Linked DNA regions of Homo sapiens: region 1 is linked to region 2. Evidence: chromatin contacts called from ENCODE Hi-C or POLR2A ChIA-PET data. All regions are on one chromosome and are shown on one strand. Each heading gives the region's core, a stretch centred on a gene start or an enhancer-like site at or near the end of the contact. The rest is flanking DNA. Distances are from core to core; before and after follow the strand shown.

What was found. Hi-C counts contacts between places; a loop is a spot of excess contacts on that map. ChIA-PET counts read pairs that join two places held with the same protein, here RNA polymerase II (POLR2A). Pooled maps may share reads with other maps.
Region 1: POLR2A ChIA-PET joins it to region 2 with 13 read pairs in activated T-cell. The contact joins two enhancer-like sites. A Hi-C loop is called at or near these places in 2 of 50 pooled maps. POLR2A ChIA-PET finds 5 or more read pairs at or near these places in 4 of 52 experiments (B cell, GM10248, H1 and 1 more).

Annotation. Positions count from the first base shown.
Region 1 is chr12:50,184,687-50,187,846 of GRCh38, reverse strand. The region is part of intron 9 of LIMA1 (LIM domain and actin binding 1); the gene reads left to right. Among named protein-coding and RNA genes, the nearest start is that of CERS5, 19 kb to the right of the region's middle. Within about 2 kb of position 1,711, at least 8 of the 41 ENCODE cell types and tissues checked have a DNase peak (open chromatin) inside an H3K27ac peak, as active enhancers do.
Region 2 is chr12:50,049,490-50,052,359 of GRCh38, reverse strand. No RefSeq gene overlaps it. Among named protein-coding and RNA genes, the nearest start is that of ASIC1, 6.7 kb to the left of the region's middle. RefSeq lists an enhancer at 448-1,376. Within about 2 kb of position 1,444, at least 9 of the 41 ENCODE cell types and tissues checked have a DNase peak (open chromatin) inside an H3K27ac peak, as active enhancers do.

The DNA.
Region 1 (3,160 bases), core at 462-2,961, 140 kb before region 2:
TGTGACTGGCCCTAGGGAACAACTGTCTGCCCTCACTGTGTACGGGACAACCAAGTCCCAGGCCTCCTCACAGCGTTTTGCTGATGAATGTTGAGAGAGAACATGGCACTCTACGTGAGAGGGCAGCACACACTGCACTGCCCCTCTCGGTACCCTGCCAGCTGTTCCTCCCCCTGAAGACACAGTGGGAGGTTTTATGCTGGCTTGCAAAGCTGTCAAAATTATGCTAGAAGAGTGTCTAGAATCTTTTCTCACTCACTCACTATTACTGCCTTTTCAGAGGACTGTCCTTTCTTCTCTGTGTAGAGCACTCTATTTAAGATATGAATATTCCCCAAAATGCTTTCATAGAGTTTCACAGAAAATTAGAGGAAGGGTTAAGGCTGCACAGGGCTGGCCCAACCATTTGCTGTGTGGTGAAGAATTTCAGTTTCATTACCTAGATATTTTACACAAATTGGAAGGAATGAAAGGCATTTTGTGGTATTCTGAGGAATAGAGGCTTGACGTCAATACAGAATTTTCATCTTCTTTCACTATGTCTAAAGGCTAGTTAACATCAATGTCTGTTGTCAGCTGCTCCCCCCTACCTCCCACACACACCACAACTGGGGCCTTTATTAGAGTAAAAAATATATGAGACAAGAGGGTAAAAGAATGTAAATGAAGCCATGCAAATTTGTTAGAAAAACAGCTTTAAGTAGATGGTAATCAACAGAGGGTCTGTAATATCCCTCAAACGGGAAAGACAGTATTTATGAACATCAATTATTTATAGATTACCTCATTCACTCTAGAATATCCTGAAGATATTATCTACACATTTTTATTTGAAACAAAGGGAAGACCATAGTTTGTTCAAATTGCTGTCGTGGGATTAATTTCATTTGGGTTAGCATCTGCTCTCCTCCCCAAAGAGTTTCCCTTGGCTGTGGAAATTTAACATTCCAGGACAATTTAGAAAATGCTCTCTTGGTTTGTGAGTCAGGAGTTCTGAGTTTGTGCAGTGAGCAGGTCTATGCAGACCTACCCACAAAGGCTGAGGGAGCTGAAAAGCCAAAGAAAGAGGCTGACAAATCCAGTTTCTCAGAAAGAAACATTTAATAAGAGCTTATGAACAGAAGTGATGTCTAGGAGGCCATGAGACAGTGGATCCCTGCACCAGCCCTCCAGAAAATATCCTTTATATAGCAAGGTTTTAGGATAAAACATGTGCAGCTAGTCACGCTTGACTTTCTTGCAAAACTTATCACTGGAGCGATTGGATAAGCATCTTTATGAGGGGTTGTCTATGCTCTGGGCACTACCCCTTTATGAGGGATAATCTATGCTACAGGCATTGTTTAAAGACTTTGCTGCAGAACAAACCACCTTGGTATGCAGGAGTCAAACCACCAGTTAGCATGGTGGTTTCACTCCAAGATGGCATCACTCCTGCCATGCAACAGGCTGTTTTCCTACAGTTTTAATTCTATTTCTGTTATTGACTATGTGAACTTTGATAAGACCTGGTGTTTAACTTTCTACTTGGTAGGGGCAAAATGGTGGGAGAAGGGGAATGAAAAAAAAAATCTCTTACTAACTGAAAAAATATACTGTGAAGATAAAAAATGTCTAACATTGTCGTATTGGCAGTGTTTTAAACATGGCTGTGCCAAGTCTGAGCATGCCATGAAGGCATGGGCAGGATGTATGCCAGGCCTGTGATAATGGTAGAGATTTTTAGGCACTGACTATGCTTCCTGTTGTCTGAATAGACATGGGGGCAATTACAGAAAAGTGGCTGAGAGCCCAGGACATAGAAAATAAAGGGGAGGCACAGCCGCAGCCGCTGTGAGTTGGCATTTTACCATGTCGGGACCCTCTTGTCTTTATGAAACTAGAAGGGGCCCTTAGGCAGCTGCTGCTGCATAAACCTTAAATAATATTGAAAAGGGTTGATGTGAGAAATGAATAGGAATAATGGGACTCTGATAGGTCTGGCTAGTTAGAAGCTCAAGGTTAGTCAATTATGTGAGCTAGCAATCTATTAACTTGATGTTAAGGAGGAAGACAGACTTTTTGCTCCATGTGGGTGAAGGCTCTATTAAAGAGAGAGCCGATGTGGGTCAGGTGTGGGAGGTAGTAAGCCACTAAAGAATTGTTAATGAGACACTCCTTGTGTGGGTGAAGGCTCATAAAAGCTCGCTCTCCTGAGCTGGGATATGTTCCAGCCTCAGGTAGATACGAGTGAGGCTGATTTTGCCATGATTAGCAGAGTTACTTAAAAAGGAAAAAAAGAAAAATGTGGTCTTATTCTTGGATCTGAGTCTCTGAGTTTCAGCTCAGCTGCAGTAAAGCTCTCCAGGGCACGCCAAATGCTGTGTATTCATTGAAGGTTCCTGTTTGTCTCTTCCAGCTTCTGCCTCCTGCTCCTGGTACCTAATTTCTGCTCCTGCCTTCCACTTTCCTCCTAATGTGAGCTCAACTTTCAGCTTTCTCACAGGTTCTCCTTTCCTTCTGTTCCCTGGGCTGCTTCCCCCTCCCACAGTGTGTGCCTCCCCTCCGTGTGTTTGTGATGGAGGAGTGCTCTGCGTCCTTCAGTTCCCCTTTAGCAGAACAGTATCCATCTCCTCTTATCCCATGTGAAGTTTCTGTCTCCTGCTGTGTCTTTACTGACCAGAATGAGCACTTACTCTCCTACATCTATTTCAAGTGTTAAAAAATACAGAATTCCGGGCCAGGCGCAGTGGCTCACACCTGTAATCCCAGCACTTTGGGAGGCCAAGGTGGGCAGATCACAAGGTTAGGAGTTAGAAACCAGCCTGACCAACATGGTGAAACCCCATCTCTACTAAAAATACAAAAATTAGCCGAGTGTGGTGGTGCACGCCTGTAATCCCAGCTACTCAGGAGGCTGAGGCAGGAGAATCGCTTGAACCCGGAAGGTGGAGCTTGCAGTGAGCTGAGATCGCGCCACTGTACTCCAGTCTGGGTGACAGAGTGAGACTCTGTCTCAAAAAACAAAACAAAACAAAAAAAACAAAAAACGCAGAATTCCCTTTCTGCAACTGAAAATGATTTTTAATCTGATAAATACATTTGTCCTACTTTTACATTATGTGAATTGTGATTTGTACAGGCTCTCTCCAGTAGCATCCATTATACTATTACACCAAAA
Region 2 (2,870 bases), core at 195-2,694:
TTTGTCTGCACATCCAGGACCATGTTGAACCCTTCTTTTTTCTCCCCAATTAGGGGGTTGGGGGACAGCAGATGGCCACCTTCCTTCTATGGCACATTACAATTTGTGTGTCAACATGCCATTTGGGGGAGTCAAGACTTCAGAAGGGAGGGATCATTAAAGAGACAATAGGCTGGGCATGGTGGCTCACACCTGTCATCCAAAGCACTTTGGGAGGCGGAGGCAGGTGGATCACTTGAGGGCAGGAGTTGGCCAACATGGCAAAACCCCATCTCTACTAAAAATACAAAAATTAGCTGGGCATGGTGGTAGGTGCCTGTAATCCCAGCTACTCAGGAGGCCGAGGCAGGGAGAACTGCTTGAACCCGGAAAGCAGGGTTTGCAGTGAGCCGAGATTGCGCCACTGCACTCCAGCCTGGGAGACAGAGCCACACTCCATCTCGAAGAGAGAGACAGAGAGGTGGAGAAATCGGGGCCAAGGCAGAACTTCAAAGGGCAGATGGACACACAATATGGAGTGAGAGGGAGGAGTGGAGACAGATGGAGAGGAAAGAGAAGAGAGAAGGTAGGGAGAGATGGAAAGATAGAGACTTCAAGATAGGGAAGAGACTGTTAAGGTCCTTCCCTGCTTTCAAATTCTGGGTCTTTGAGAACAAGCAAGAAAGGAGAGAAACAAAAGGTTCACATAGTGCCTGGGGTTATTTCCCCTCGCAGGAAACTTCCCTGGTTATCTCCCTACGGTAGCACTGACCCCCACTTCCCCCCTACACCACCTGCCCTGGTTTCTCTGTTTTGGGGGCTCTGGCTGGCCTGAGAGCAGATCTGTCCTGTCTCCTCCTCTTGCACCCCCTCAAGTCGGGGTGCTCCCCCAGAGCGAGCAGCGGCTGTCTTGACTACCAGAGGAGATGACGGAGGGGGAGAAATGTGGCTGAGACAGGCCTGGTGAGAGGAATGCGCCCAGGTCCAAACACAGCCCGCATTCGGTAGGTGCATTGTATTGAGGGCGCCCTCAGGCGGGACTGGCTCTCTAGCTCTGGGGTGCTGGGACCTGGCCTGAGTCTGGCTATTGTAGCCTCTCAATAGCGTTTAATGAGTTGTATAATAAGGAGCACCCCTGCGGGGGTTCTGGCTGGGTCTGGGCTTCCCAGGGCCTGGGGACACCTTCTTCCCCTGCATCAGTTGGCTTTTCAAGGCGCTTGTGTCTCTGAGCTGTCCCCCAGCTAAGTACAGTCCTCCCCTCTCCCCATCCCCCATAGGAAGACCCCTCTACAGCCTGCTGCCCTTCCCCACGGACCCCCCTCCCACCCTACCCAGGCCCCTCTGGAAGACGCAATCTCAGCGCCCAGGGCGGCCGCCCAGCCAGAGGAGGCAGTGCCGGTGAATAATTCATGGGGCTGGGAGGCCCTTATCTCCCTGGCCGGCCCCACCCGGGGCCCCGGCGCTGGGCCGCCGTCCCGCGGCTCCCCGCTTTATCTCGACGCCCAGCTTGTAATGCAGCCCGCCATATCACAGGCAGAAGGGGAGATTAATTTTCTAGTTTTGCATGGGCGGGGAGGGGGAGGGGGCGAGGGGAGGTGCTGGGGAGCAGAAGCTGGGATCTTTCCGATTTCAGACTCCAGCGGCTTAATCCTCTCCCAGGCCTGCAGGAAGGGGAGGAAGAGGTTGTTGCAAGCCAAATTTCATCATCAGCGGCAGCCCCAACAGAGGGAGGAGGCGGCGAGGGGCAAACAGACGGGAGAGGCAGCGGCGCTGGCGCAGAAAGGGGAGTTGTTTGGAAACAGGGTAATAGGCGGCCCTCTCAGCCTCGGCTCACAGGAGGCTCAGCTTGTCGGGAGCTGGAACTCCAGGCCGTGTGGGGCTTGCACGTGGGCACATGTATGTGCACACACAGGAGCTCCGGGCACATAGGCATACTCTTTGGGAACGGACACCAGGCTGGTGTCCGCTGCACCTCACACAGTGCCTGGCACAGAATAGACAAAAAAAAAAAAAAAAAAAAATGTTGACTGACTGAGGGGCTAAATGTCTGAGAGAATGTTGATGAGCTGAGCACACACAGCTCCACATGCTCCTAGAATCTGGCTCTGCCGTCTTCTTGCCATCTGCTCGGTGGACCCTGCATGTACAGACTGCTGGCTTCGTTGGTTTTCTGTACCCTCATAGTCTACACAGGTCAGTGAGGGTGGCCTGGGAAACCTGCAGGTTCCTGCTGCTTCTGCTTAGATGACACAACTACCCAGAGCTAGTAGAATCCACCGTCTGTTAGCTGAGCACCTATTACATGCCAGGCCTTGGGCTGGGCAGCCCTGTGTTTCCCAAGATCAATCAGAAGTGGGTCCTGCCTTCAAGGAGCTTATGGGTCAGCAGGGATGACCAGACACATAGGTGTTTGGCTCTGATGCAAGAAAGAATGCGATGCTTGCCAAGAAAGAGGTACTATTAAAGAGTTCAGAGGCAGGAGAGAGTTGGAGATGACCATGAAAGCATATTGGAAGAAGTGATATTTGAGATGGGTTTTGAAGGATGATAGGAGTTTGCAATGGCCATAATGGCATGGGAGGGAGGCAAGGCATTTCAGGTGGAGGGATAGTATGAAAGAAATGTTGATGATGGGGGACCAGGGTGAAGCATAGGGAGGAATTTAATCTGTCTGGTTGGCTGGAGGTGGCAGGGAATAAATAGTGAGGGCCAAGGCTGAGAAGTAGGAAGAGGTGAGGACGTAAGTATAAAGGAAATTGGATTTGCCCTGGGGTTACTGGAGAGCAATTAAATGGTTTTGAGCAGGAGGTGGCATAATCAAGGTAGTACTGGGATAAGATAAAGACAGCCAACATTTATTTAGCAAGTATGTGCTGGGCATTGTAGTAAGT